Linked DNA regions of Homo sapiens: region 1 is linked to region 2. The links are chromatin contacts, found by Hi-C or POLR2A ChIA-PET in ENCODE. All regions are on one chromosome and are shown on one strand. Each heading gives the region's core, a stretch centred on a gene start or an enhancer-like site at or near the end of the contact. The rest is flanking DNA. Distances are from core to core; before and after follow the strand shown.

Evidence for each region. Hi-C counts contacts between places; a loop is a spot of excess contacts on that map. ChIA-PET counts read pairs that join two places held with the same protein, here RNA polymerase II (POLR2A). Pooled maps may share reads with other maps.
Region 1: a map of endothelial cell of umbilical vein shows a loop between it and region 2 (8-fold over the local background). The contact joins the enhancer-like site here to the promoter of HHIP in region 2. A Hi-C loop is called at or near these places in 2 of 168 maps with a recorded cell type or tissue (chondrocyte and endothelial cell of umbilical vein), 9 of 37 single-sample maps with no recorded cell type and 6 of 50 pooled maps. POLR2A ChIA-PET finds 5 or more read pairs at or near these places in 1 of 52 experiments (PC-9).

The regions. Positions count from the first base shown.
Region 1 is chr4:144,354,991-144,360,434 of GRCh38, reverse strand. All of the region lies in intron 2 of LOC105377462 (a long non-coding RNA gene), which reads left to right. Among named protein-coding and RNA genes, the nearest start is that of GYPA, 220 kb to the right of the region's middle. RefSeq lists a silencer at 3,922-3,991 and an enhancer at 2,868-4,774. Within about 2 kb of position 3,979, at least 3 of the 41 ENCODE cell types and tissues checked have a DNase peak (open chromatin) inside an H3K27ac peak, as active enhancers do.
Region 2 is chr4:144,644,759-144,650,148 of GRCh38, reverse strand. HHIP (hedgehog interacting protein) reads right to left here and starts at 3,993. Exons shown (of 13, transcript NM_022475.3): 1 at 3,195-3,993. The coding sequence starts at 3,473. It overlaps HHIP-AS1 (HHIP antisense RNA 1), which reads left to right and starts at 4,130. Exons shown (of 2, transcript NR_037595.1): 1 at 4,130-4,442. RefSeq lists enhancers at 1-611, 1,634-2,222, 3,463-4,028.

The DNA.
Region 1 (5,444 bases), core at 2,730-5,229, 290 kb after region 2:
AATGTTTAGATAGTAATGATCATCTTAGAGCGCTCACCAGGCATGCTATGCAGGGGGTTTCCTGGAGTTTGGTTACAGGCTGTAGGGCTGGGATGAGGAGCAACTGAGGAAGAATGTGGAAGTCATGAGAAGATGAGAAGTCTGCTGAGATGCTGCCTACCGGACTTGGCTGTTTGCTTCCCAACCTTGAGTGTCCAGGCCCAAAATAGAAGCCAGAGAGAATCAGAAATGTGGTTAGGAGATGTGAAGATACTAAGAAGCCATGGCTCTATAGTGCTGAGAAGGAAACAGAAAAGAGGAAAGAAAAGCACACTAATCATTCACATGGAAGCGGCTCATAATTAAGGGACACATGATAATTTTCTAAGTTCAGTGAACCAGCTGAAATATCGTGTATTTATGTTCTGAACCTGCAGTAAAGCAAAAATTTTGTTTCACTTACAGGAATGCTCCAGTTTGGATAGCTTCCTATCTACTGTGTTATCACAGCCTTTACTGGGACTGCTGCATACCATCATATAAGCCAACAACAGCCCTGGAATTTAGCATACCATGTAGATAATATTTCTTTATGTGCTAGCTTCCTCACAAGACAATAAGCCTCACAAAAGCAAGGAACATGTCCTCAGTCTTTGTCATCCTTCTGCCTCTAATACATAGTAATAGCTAATATATATTGAGGTACCATTATTACTCATTTATAGATAAGACAACTGAGTCACTAAAAGGTTAAGAATCTCATCCAAGGTTACACAGCTGGTAGGTGTTGAACTGGGATTCAAAACTTCAAAGGTCGCTGCTTTTTTGTTTTGTTTTGTTTTGTTTTAAATATTATGCCTGCTACCTCTGACAGTACCAGGCACCTAGTAGGTTCTCAATATAAGGAGAAATTATGTGTGGACCAAAAACAGTTACCTGATAAATGCTTTGGGGAGTGATGGGATGAGGGATAGTAATTCAAGTTAAGAAAGTATGGCTGGCAAGGCGCGGTGGCTCACACATGTAATCCCAGCACTTTGGGAGGCCAAGAGGGGTGGATCACTTGAGGTCAGGAGTTCTAGACCACCCTAGACAATGTGGCGAAACCCCGTCTCTACTAAAAATACAAAAATTAGCCAGGCGTGGTGGTCTGTGCCTGTAATCCCAGCTACTCCAGAGGCTGAGGCAGGAGAATCACTTGAACCCTGAACCTGGGAGGCAGAGGTCGCAATGAGTCAAGATCGCGCCACTGAACTCCAGCCTGGGCAACAGAGTGAGACTCCATCTCAAAAAAAAGAATGTATAATGCTCATTAATTTTAGGCTTTAGTCTAGGAAAGAATGATTTTATGGTGAACCTAGAGTCTTCATGTCGTCTATAACTAATATTAGAGTAGCTGCTTATCTCAAGACAGAGTTCAACCCTGCTGAGAGAGGACAGATAAACTTCAGCGAGATGGCAAAGGAAAAATGGAAGGAGACACCTGGGCAGAGAGCACTGAAGAGAATGGAATCTAATTGGAGAACAGAGAGAGAGTAATGCTCCCCTCATCCTATCTTGGGAAATGTAGTCAGGTTGAGCTGGAGTAAGTTGTTTTTAAAACAGTATTGTTTACAAAGTAAAGTAATCCCTTTCAATCCTACTATCTTAATCTTCGTAACTCAAAGTTCCAACATCTGACTTCTTTTTTTTTACCTTATTTCCTATAAGAGTAAAAATTCCCAATCTGTGTGCATCCAAATGGTATAGTTTATACTCATGTCCCTTAGTATGTGCACACACACTTTCAACAACACTAAAGAAAATCAATTCTGGCAGAGGCTGACCAAAGGAAAGTTGCAAATCACACAGCCTAAGAGCTAACCTCACAAGCTACTGATGCTTATTCATAAAGAAAGGCATTTATTTCTTAAATCTCATCTGTTTTTAGTAGCATTTCTATTTCTTCTGGACTATTTTCTTTGGAATTGTTTACTTTCTTCTGCAACACAGACCCCATAAATGCAGGCACAGGCCATTTTATCTATGTTGTGTCCATAGGGGACATGTCCCTATTTCCAGAAGTGGGGTGGATCACAGATAAGCAGCTAGACACGATGCAGCAGTTGGTCTAATTCTTCCAAGCACTCTGACTCAGGAAGGATGGTTCAAAGCATCTACTTAAGAATGCTTTATGCTCTCAATGATGTGGAAAATATATTCATGAATAAAACAGAAATGAAAGTCATCACAAGGATGAGTGAAACCTCGTGGTTGAGGGGTTTTGTTTACAATGCTTTTGGTTTACCTTGGAAGCAGCTTTTTATTACACAGTTAAAGTTGTGTAATCTAGCAAATGGAAATTTTAATTAGCAAATTCATAATGGGCTGTAGGTTATCAACAGGTGGATTCACTTGTCTTCTCGTGAGATTTTTAAGACATAGGCTGTTGACAGTTAAAATTGCTTCAATACAAGATGGCTTTGATTGAGGGTGACCTTACAACTCACCATATTAAGTCACAAATGTAACTGATATAAGTGAACCGGCCCTCCTCCCTGGTGGGCAAGAGTCTCAAAATCACCATGTAATATGCCCCAGTGTAGACCGAGGGGCTGTCCTTTCTTGAGCAGCAAGGGGGTCACTGCAGATGAGGGCTTTAAAGATTTTAGGCAGAGCTTTGTGTGGACACTGGTAAAGAAATTGCCTACATTGTTCTGAAGTTAAACAAAGGGTAAATATAGTGTGTTAATTTGAGTGCTTCCTAAATAACCAGTTTACAAGATCACATACTGAAGTTTATCAAATACACACTAGGGAGACTGTTCATGGACACAAAAGGGATCACCACTCAGCTTCAAATTCCTTCAAGATCCTAACAGCTACCTGTCCCAGAGTCCTGAGGAAATCACTGGAACCCACCTCAAATATACTTTCTTTCTGGCTAGACTTTACTTGGAGGTAGGGTAATAGTTATGGGGTTGTGAGGGGGTGTCACAATTTTAGTTGCCTGTTAGACTTCTACAGTTATTTAAAATTACAGCACATCTACAGACTTATCTAAAATAAAGCACAGTTTTTAAAAATGCATGTAAAAAAAAATTCTTCTTTCTCACCACTCTGCCCCCTTCTGCTCCTCTCCCCCGCACTACACTCCCCGAAGAGACTATTTAACATAATGAGCTGCAGTGTGTGGATGTGATAGCAGTTGCCTGCTAATAGTTATGTTTAAAATTCCTATTTCTTATCTTATTTACTGATTGATGGGAACTTGTGACTTGCAGATCTTCCTCCAGGACCCCATCCCTTTCCTGGGCGGAGTGAATCATTTGACACAGGGAACATTAGACAACACGTTTGCTTCCTCGTTAAATCCCGTTTGGCTACGTAAGCTAGCCGGATGCAGGGCCCCCCAGTTGCATCTGCATTGTGTCTTATCGGAACCACCTGAAGAGCCTGGCCACACAGGGTGGCCTTCCTTAATTTAAAATCCACAGAGAAGATTTTTTTTTTCTTTTTTTGGTCAGCAAACTCCAGCATATGACAAAAGGCATGCATGTGACTTTATTTTTTCAATGGCTACTTTTCTTCTTAAATCAGGCTCCCTGATTTTAACTAAAAAATAAATAAGTAAACAAGAAAACACTGGGTTACTCTCAAAGAGATCACATTTTTAAAAACTCAAATGATTTCCTACAGGCAGTCTGTTTTGCAGTGTATTTTTTTTTCTTGTTTTTCTTTTTCTGCTTTTTTCCCCCTGTAGATTCTGAAAAGAAATAACCGGCTGTAGGCATCGCCTGTGGCTTGCTGGTCGCACTCCTTGGGTGGTCTGAGCCGACTTTATGATTTATTCAGCTAATGGGAAGGGAGCATGACCCCCAGTGGCCACAGAAAGAGAGCTGCATGTGGGTTTAATGCTTTCACCACAAAAATGTCTGCTATGACTAAGCTCTGCGGCTGAAGTCACTGTCTGAATGGTGCTAAAAAGGAACTTAGGCTTAAGTGTGCACTATTTACTATAGATCGGCTCTTGGGATTAGGCCAAGGGGTTCGTACTCAGTTTCAAAGAATAGCATGGAAGCTGCTAGGAAAATTAGAGCTGTGCAATTTATTTTTACCAGTCTCCCTGGTGAGTTACTCAGTGAAGGATTTACCTCATATGCTTTTTTTCTCCCCTGTTACTAAAGAGTCATTTAAAACGTGTCAGTTTGTGCATTTTACAGAGTTTTATTGTGAAGGTATCCCTATTTTTTTGTTTATCACAGCCATGAATCACTGTTATTGTACTTTAATGTTAATTTGAAACTATAAAAGAATGCCTAATGTTGAAAGAAAGAAAAAGCAAGAGAGAGGGAAAGGGAATGAGAGGGGCTGTGGAGTAATGTTCCTTCACCACACACTGCCCTGTGAGAGAGGCCTCTTTGATCCAGGGAGTAGTCCCCCTCCCTGGCAGCATCGTTACTGGTACAGAGGAATGAACACATTTTGCTTCATGTTGATTCTTTTACCGTGAGGGAAAGGGATGGATGGAGTGGGGAGGAGGGAGACAAGGAGACCTGTTTGTAATTTTGACTAAGATGGATGATTTTTACAGTCAGTGTAATACCTGCTGTTGAAGTTCCAGCATGTTTGCTTCTGGTGGACTTTACAAATGTCCAGAATTAAGAAGTGAATCCCTTTGATGTCTGTAGCTCAGGTTCCTGGGTCTAGAATGCTGCCAGCCTTTTCAGAATATGCCTCCATAGTATAAAGTCACTGGCTTGAAAACATTGCACCTATGAAAGCCCAGCATTCCTTTGGTGCTTGATGTTTGCAGCTTAAACTAATTGCAACTTAGAGTTTAGCTCAGCAGTAGCCAGAGTTCATTGCTAGAGTAATATAGAATGCTTCCCCATTCCCCCAGATGTACTAAGGGACTTTATTTTCGGTTATTGCTCCAAACTTTTCCTTGTAAAAACATTGTTCTTATATCCTGACAAATAAATGCCATTTCTTATAATAAGGGTTAACCACTGAGAGAGACTTCAGGGCTGAGCTGGATTCCCCCATTCCCCTTGTAAGTCTTAGTCTTAGTTTTATTATAGGTAAGTCAGGGCTTTGTGATCCTAAACAATCATTCAGCAGGGCAGGGCTTCATTTTCCCCATCTGTGAAATGGAAATAGCAATCCAGGGCTGCATCAGACTAAATGGCTGTTGAGCCGTTAGAGATTTACAAGGTTATCTTCTAAAGAGAGTACTTGATCTTTTATTTTCTCAGGGCTAAAAAGATAGGGAGGGTCAGAAAAACCATGTTCCTAAGTCATGCTGTTCTCCCTGCAGGTAGATTGAAAATTAAAAAATAAAAGAAAATTTTCCCATTGTTTCCCACTTTACCTTCTTTCCTATCTCCTTTCTAGCATTTTACAGATTCGAAGGTGAGAACTTCTTTTCAAAAATGGTGATATCATATCAATAGGACATCGAGAGTAGAGAAATAGCTCAATTA
Region 2 (5,390 bases), core at 2,744-5,243:
CTTCTGTATTTCTCTTTATTTACCAAGTAACTAAACAAAGAGGGCAAAAGGCAGCCACATGGGTTCGATGAGGGGACAAAAGGAGAAAATACATGACAGTATATTAAGATGTCGCCTTAAGATCACTTGGTACACAAAAAGTTATTTCTAAAAATCATATGCCTACAAGGTTGTTCAGCTGTTGGATAGAACACATGTGTCTCTGAACTATAGTGCTGGATTATGTCATTAAAGAGTTCAGTTTCAATTTTAGGCTAATATGTAAATAGATCATTGTACTAAGGCAGCTGTTAAAGGGACCCCAGGATGAGTTATTTGTTTAGTTGGATGTGTTCAACAATAGCCTTTGTCCCTGAAAGAGCCAGAGCAAACAAATGATTGTAAAAGGGCACACTTGAAAACAATTACTTTTCACCCATTCCTTGACAGCTTTGGCTGTGAAACCACCCAAGGTAGAGAGAGCTTCTATGCCTCTGTGGCTACAAGTTAAGTTTTAGAAATGAGGGTATTTCAGTTGGTTGCAGATTCAGTTTGGTTAATAAGAATTAGATCCTTTTAGCATGCTGTATTTAGAAAGTGCGAAAATATTGCTAAGATAATATGACTTCCTAAATTTTGACAGTACTTATTTGTCATGGTAGTTAACAATCTTATTACAATATACAACATTATTAAAATATACAAAAAATTAAAATAGAGCATAATTCCATGGCTAAAGAATTGAACTCAATTCTAGTTCATTAAAAAAATTTCTTAGCCTAGAAACAGGACTTAATTGCATAGCTGAGCATGCTAATATTCCTACCTAGTTTGCTACTATCTATTTGTCTAAGAAATTTCTTCCTGTAGGAAAAAGCTACTACTGTAGTTTCTTGAAAAGCTGCAGAAATCTTTCTGGGGAATTTTTTTTTTTCTTCCATAAACAAAAAAGGGCCCTTTCAAATAGCAATCATCTCTCCTGTATACACATTATGAAATAAGATCCTAACATATATTATAATCCAGGAAGGCTTACGGGAAAAAGGGAAACACTGAAGTTTATTATAAAATAACATGTTTTAAAAACTATTAAAACTTGAAAACTAACATAGGTCAAGAATGCATATGCATAGCTATAGCAAATCTCTGTTTTGAACAATTTGGGTATTGTTGATTTATAAACCTCTTGTAATAGAACCAGCAAAAGTCTAGTGTACCAAACTTAATTCAGACACACTTTCCAAATGAGTAGGGGTTTGTTGGAGATTGGAAGCACATAAAACAGAAAGGAATGTATATAGTTAACATGGCAGATTGCTTCCTAAAGAATGATTTCTTTAAAAAAATTTTTATATAACTTCTCTTAAGGGCTATAACTCCCCTTGGTCCCATCCCCCTTCCCCTTCTCCTCACCATTTAGTCAAGAACAAAATTTTCATTCCACATGTCTCTGGAAGAGTTGAGTATTGCAGGGGTCTCTAGATCATCAGTATATTCATAGTACGTATTGCACCAAGGGAGACTTAATGGCAAATATTTCTAAACTTTTCTCTGAATTTCCTGGTTCTTTAGGGCTCCTGATAAAACCTTTAAGGTGACCTGAATATAGCTATTTTGAAACTTAATTCAGTTGCAACACAGGAGCTTAAAGACATTGCTTTGAATAAAATCCTGGAATATCTGTTCCCTGAATCTCAGGCTCCTGCTGCATATGGTAAGAATAAAAAGAGAGTTGCAGCTGAAAACCTGCAGCAAGACAGTTCTCACTCATCTGGGAATAGAAGGAGTTGGACAAATGCTCCCTCAAAAGGCATGAACATTTGGACAGAGCTGGGGACTGAAAGAGAATGATGTTCTCTAGTTTCACCCATTAGTGAACCAACTAACAAATACAATGGTGTTGTTGTTATTCTTTTGCCATAAGCAACAGGACTCTGTGTGTGGGCAGCAGTTTAGTGGGGAGGAGGATAAGTCGACCCCTTTTTGTCCTATTGATTTTTTCCTATTTGCATGACTTGAGCAAATTAAATGATGCAATATGGCTTTTTGTTACAAAACAAAGTGAGAGATACCACCCAGACACATATGTTGATTCGTAGGAGCTGTTTACATGAGAATAGAGTGAAATCTACCGTGAACTGAGCATAAAAATTAGATTCAGCCTGGGTATTTTTTTTTTTTATTATGCCTGGGCCAGCAAGACTGAAGCACAAGTTTTCCAAGAGTCTCTCAGACCTTGACAACTGGCAGTGTTCTAACAGAGGAATTCTTAATTAAACCTAAAATGGGGAAAGGGAGGGGGAGCAAAGACACCTGATTGTTTATTTCACGTGCAGTGATTGTTAATGATGTGAGCCAGCAATGATTCCTTGGAGTACAGTAGATACCACCCATGACTGCATCTCCTGGCAAGAACGATATTGCAAACTCAAAAACAAGCGTGCCTTTACAGTCAACAAACACCATGTTAGTATTTAAACTTATTAACACAAGGATAACGTAAATGCCATTACTCTTAAAACAAATTCTTAGAGTAGATCTTCCAAGACACCAACTGACCCTGAAAGTCTGAATTTATAATGTTACAAAATGACGGAGAATCGTCTCAGTTTTATGTGATAAATAACGCCCCAGCAAAATCTTTCGCCAGTTTTTTTCAGGTCCCTAACCGGAGGACCAGGAGTTCCTTTCTGTTGGTTTAACTAATGTAATGCAAGACACCCCCCTCTGACGGGGCTGGGGATCATAAACCAACCATGCTTCAACATCCTTTACGATTCAATCCTCTCCCTAACCGAGCACGTGGAGAAAACAGCACAAATCTTTTTACCCTAGAAAAATAAGCCGGAAACCACAGCCACCTTAATTTACAGTTTCACCGCAGCCAATGCCCCATTCGATCCAAAACACACTGTTCATCGCGATTCTTTTAAAATATTTACCCAGCCCAGGGTGCGGGTACCGCAGAAACGTCTGTTTTCAGAGATAGGCAAGTTTGCACAGCATCCCGACCGCGGACTCTGGGGGAGGAAATGCTACTTGCTTACCCCAGAGGAACACACAACGGAATCACGTTAGCGCTATAGAAAAGTTATGGAAAGAACTCCCCCAAAGAAGTTTTGACCTTCTTACAACCACCGGCTTTGCCAGAGCCACAGGGAACCCCACCCAGCCAATATGCCAAGTACGCATCCGTGAAGCCGGTGAGTGCCTACCTTATTCTCCAGGCGCCCTAGCCCCGGGCTGTCACTCCGCAGGCAGCAGGACAGCCGAGGGTAGAAGCCACCGCACAGCATCTCTCCCCCACTCAGCAGCTCCAGCTGGGACATCATCCTCCTGTCTCTCCTTTTCAGGCGCTTCGGGGGGTTCCCATTCAGGCACCTTCTCCTCCTTGCTCCGCTCCCTTCGTTTCTTTCCCCAAACTTAGCATCTCCTTCAAAGAAGCCCAGAGCCACGGCCAGCAGCAGCAGCTTAAAGGAGAGCATCTTCAGCATCGTCTGCCCAGAGCAGCAGGGGCTGGGCGCGGGAGGATGGGGGGGAACGCCACTGCCCAGCAGGGGCACTAGGGCGCAGCTCCAGGAGGAGTTTGCGGGGCTGTAGGGCACTCCAGAGACAGAGGGAGGTGGCGGGGACAAAAATATGTACAGCGATGCAACTTTGCAAAAAATAAAAGACGCGGCGATGGGTCCAATGCCTTAGGGGAGCCCGAGGAGCGAGATAAAGTTGTGCGGATGACACCGTTTGCAGTTGTGCCAGTGTCAGTTGGGTTGGGGGCTTTCTGCTGCGGCTGGGAAGTGGGAGGAGGAGAAGGAGTTGGAAGAGGAGGAAGAAAAGGAGAGGACAGCCACAGATGTTCACTTGTCCGTGTAACGGGAGTTGTTTAGGTGGGACAGTAGCAGGAACAGAAACGGCGACGGCGGCGGCGGGGCAGGCGGAGGCAGGGCCAGCGCTGGGCTCTAGATGATGCTGAGGTCTCCTCTGCCGGCGGCTGCAGCTTCTCACACAGCCTCTCATGTTTCGTTCCCTCTTTTCTTCTTCTTTTTAACTAGCGCGCGGGGAGGTGCTGCCACAGCGCGCCCCTTGACGTCACCGCTTCTCGCGCGCCCCCGCCCAGGGTGGAGGGAAGGGGAGGGGGCGGCCCCCGCGCGAGCGCGTCCCCCGGGCCCCGGCGGCCTCCCTGCTGCGGCGGGGAGGGGCGGCTAGCCGCGACGGCGGCGGACGGAGGGGGAGGGCCGCGAGCCTTCGGAACCAGCCTCGAGGGTGCTGAACCCCGCGCGCCCGCCTCGCCGCGGCCCCCGGGTGGGGGCGTCCACGGCCCGGGTTCCCGGCGGGCTTGGGGCAGGGACGCAGTCCGGAGATTCCGGGACTGCCCGGCTGCTGCAGCCCGCAGGCTCCTCTCTCCTCCCCGCTTCCCCTCCGCACTGCCTGGGCTAAAGGCGGCCAAGCTGAGGCTCCGAAAGAAAGTAAGTAAGAGTGGGCCGTAGGAGGTGGGAAGGGAGGGACCCCTTCCAGGGCCATCCCCACCTCAGCCCCCCGGCCCGCCCCTCGCCCCGTGGGAGGGTGAACTAAGTGGGCTGGAGCGGACGGGAGGGAGCTTTTGGGCCCCTTTGTCTCCCCCAGCCGCACTGACACCCCCATTTTCCACACTGATTTTCAACGTGAAGCTCAAGTCCTCAAAGATCTTTCTTGGGGTCTGACTTAGAGGCAGGGGGACATCCCAGATGCCGTTGAGTAGGCTGAGATGGTTTGGAGACTCATCCTCGCCGGAGGTCCTGCAAGCCACTGAAGTGGCACAGACGCGTGTGCGCGGAGTGGGGCGGTGTGTCGGGCCACAGGCCAAGCCCAAGTCGGCCTCCCAGAGTGTTTGCCACGGTTTGGGCGGGTTAGTCCCCGACGCCCCTTTCAGGTCCCCACATGTGTTCGGGAATAAGCCGGGCCCCGCTGGTACCATCTGGGAACACAAGTTCTTGGGCCGCAGGTGGACGGAGAGAGAAGCTGGGCGCGGAATTAGTGTTCGTTTTAACACACACAAACACACACACACACACACACACACACACACCTGCACGCACGCGCGCGCAGTCCCTGGGGAGAGGTTCCCCTGGGTGTAGAAACAGAGGCGTTAGATCTGGAGAAAGAATTAGATGCAAGTCTGAGGGCATCCAGAAGCGCTGTGCTCTACTTATCCCCGTGTATACAAGTAAATTAACCTTTTCCCCAGCTAGACAAAGTCTGTGTAAATAGTGTGTCTAAAAAGATGTCTACGTTATCAGGAGCGGTGACTTGAGGTTTACTGGATCCCTGCAAGTTGGCATCAGGACGAGCTTCTATAGGGTTGCCCACAAAATGCGCTTCTAGCCCACTTGGGTATTTAACAGAGAAGCTGATTTCCCAGAAGATGGGCTTTGATG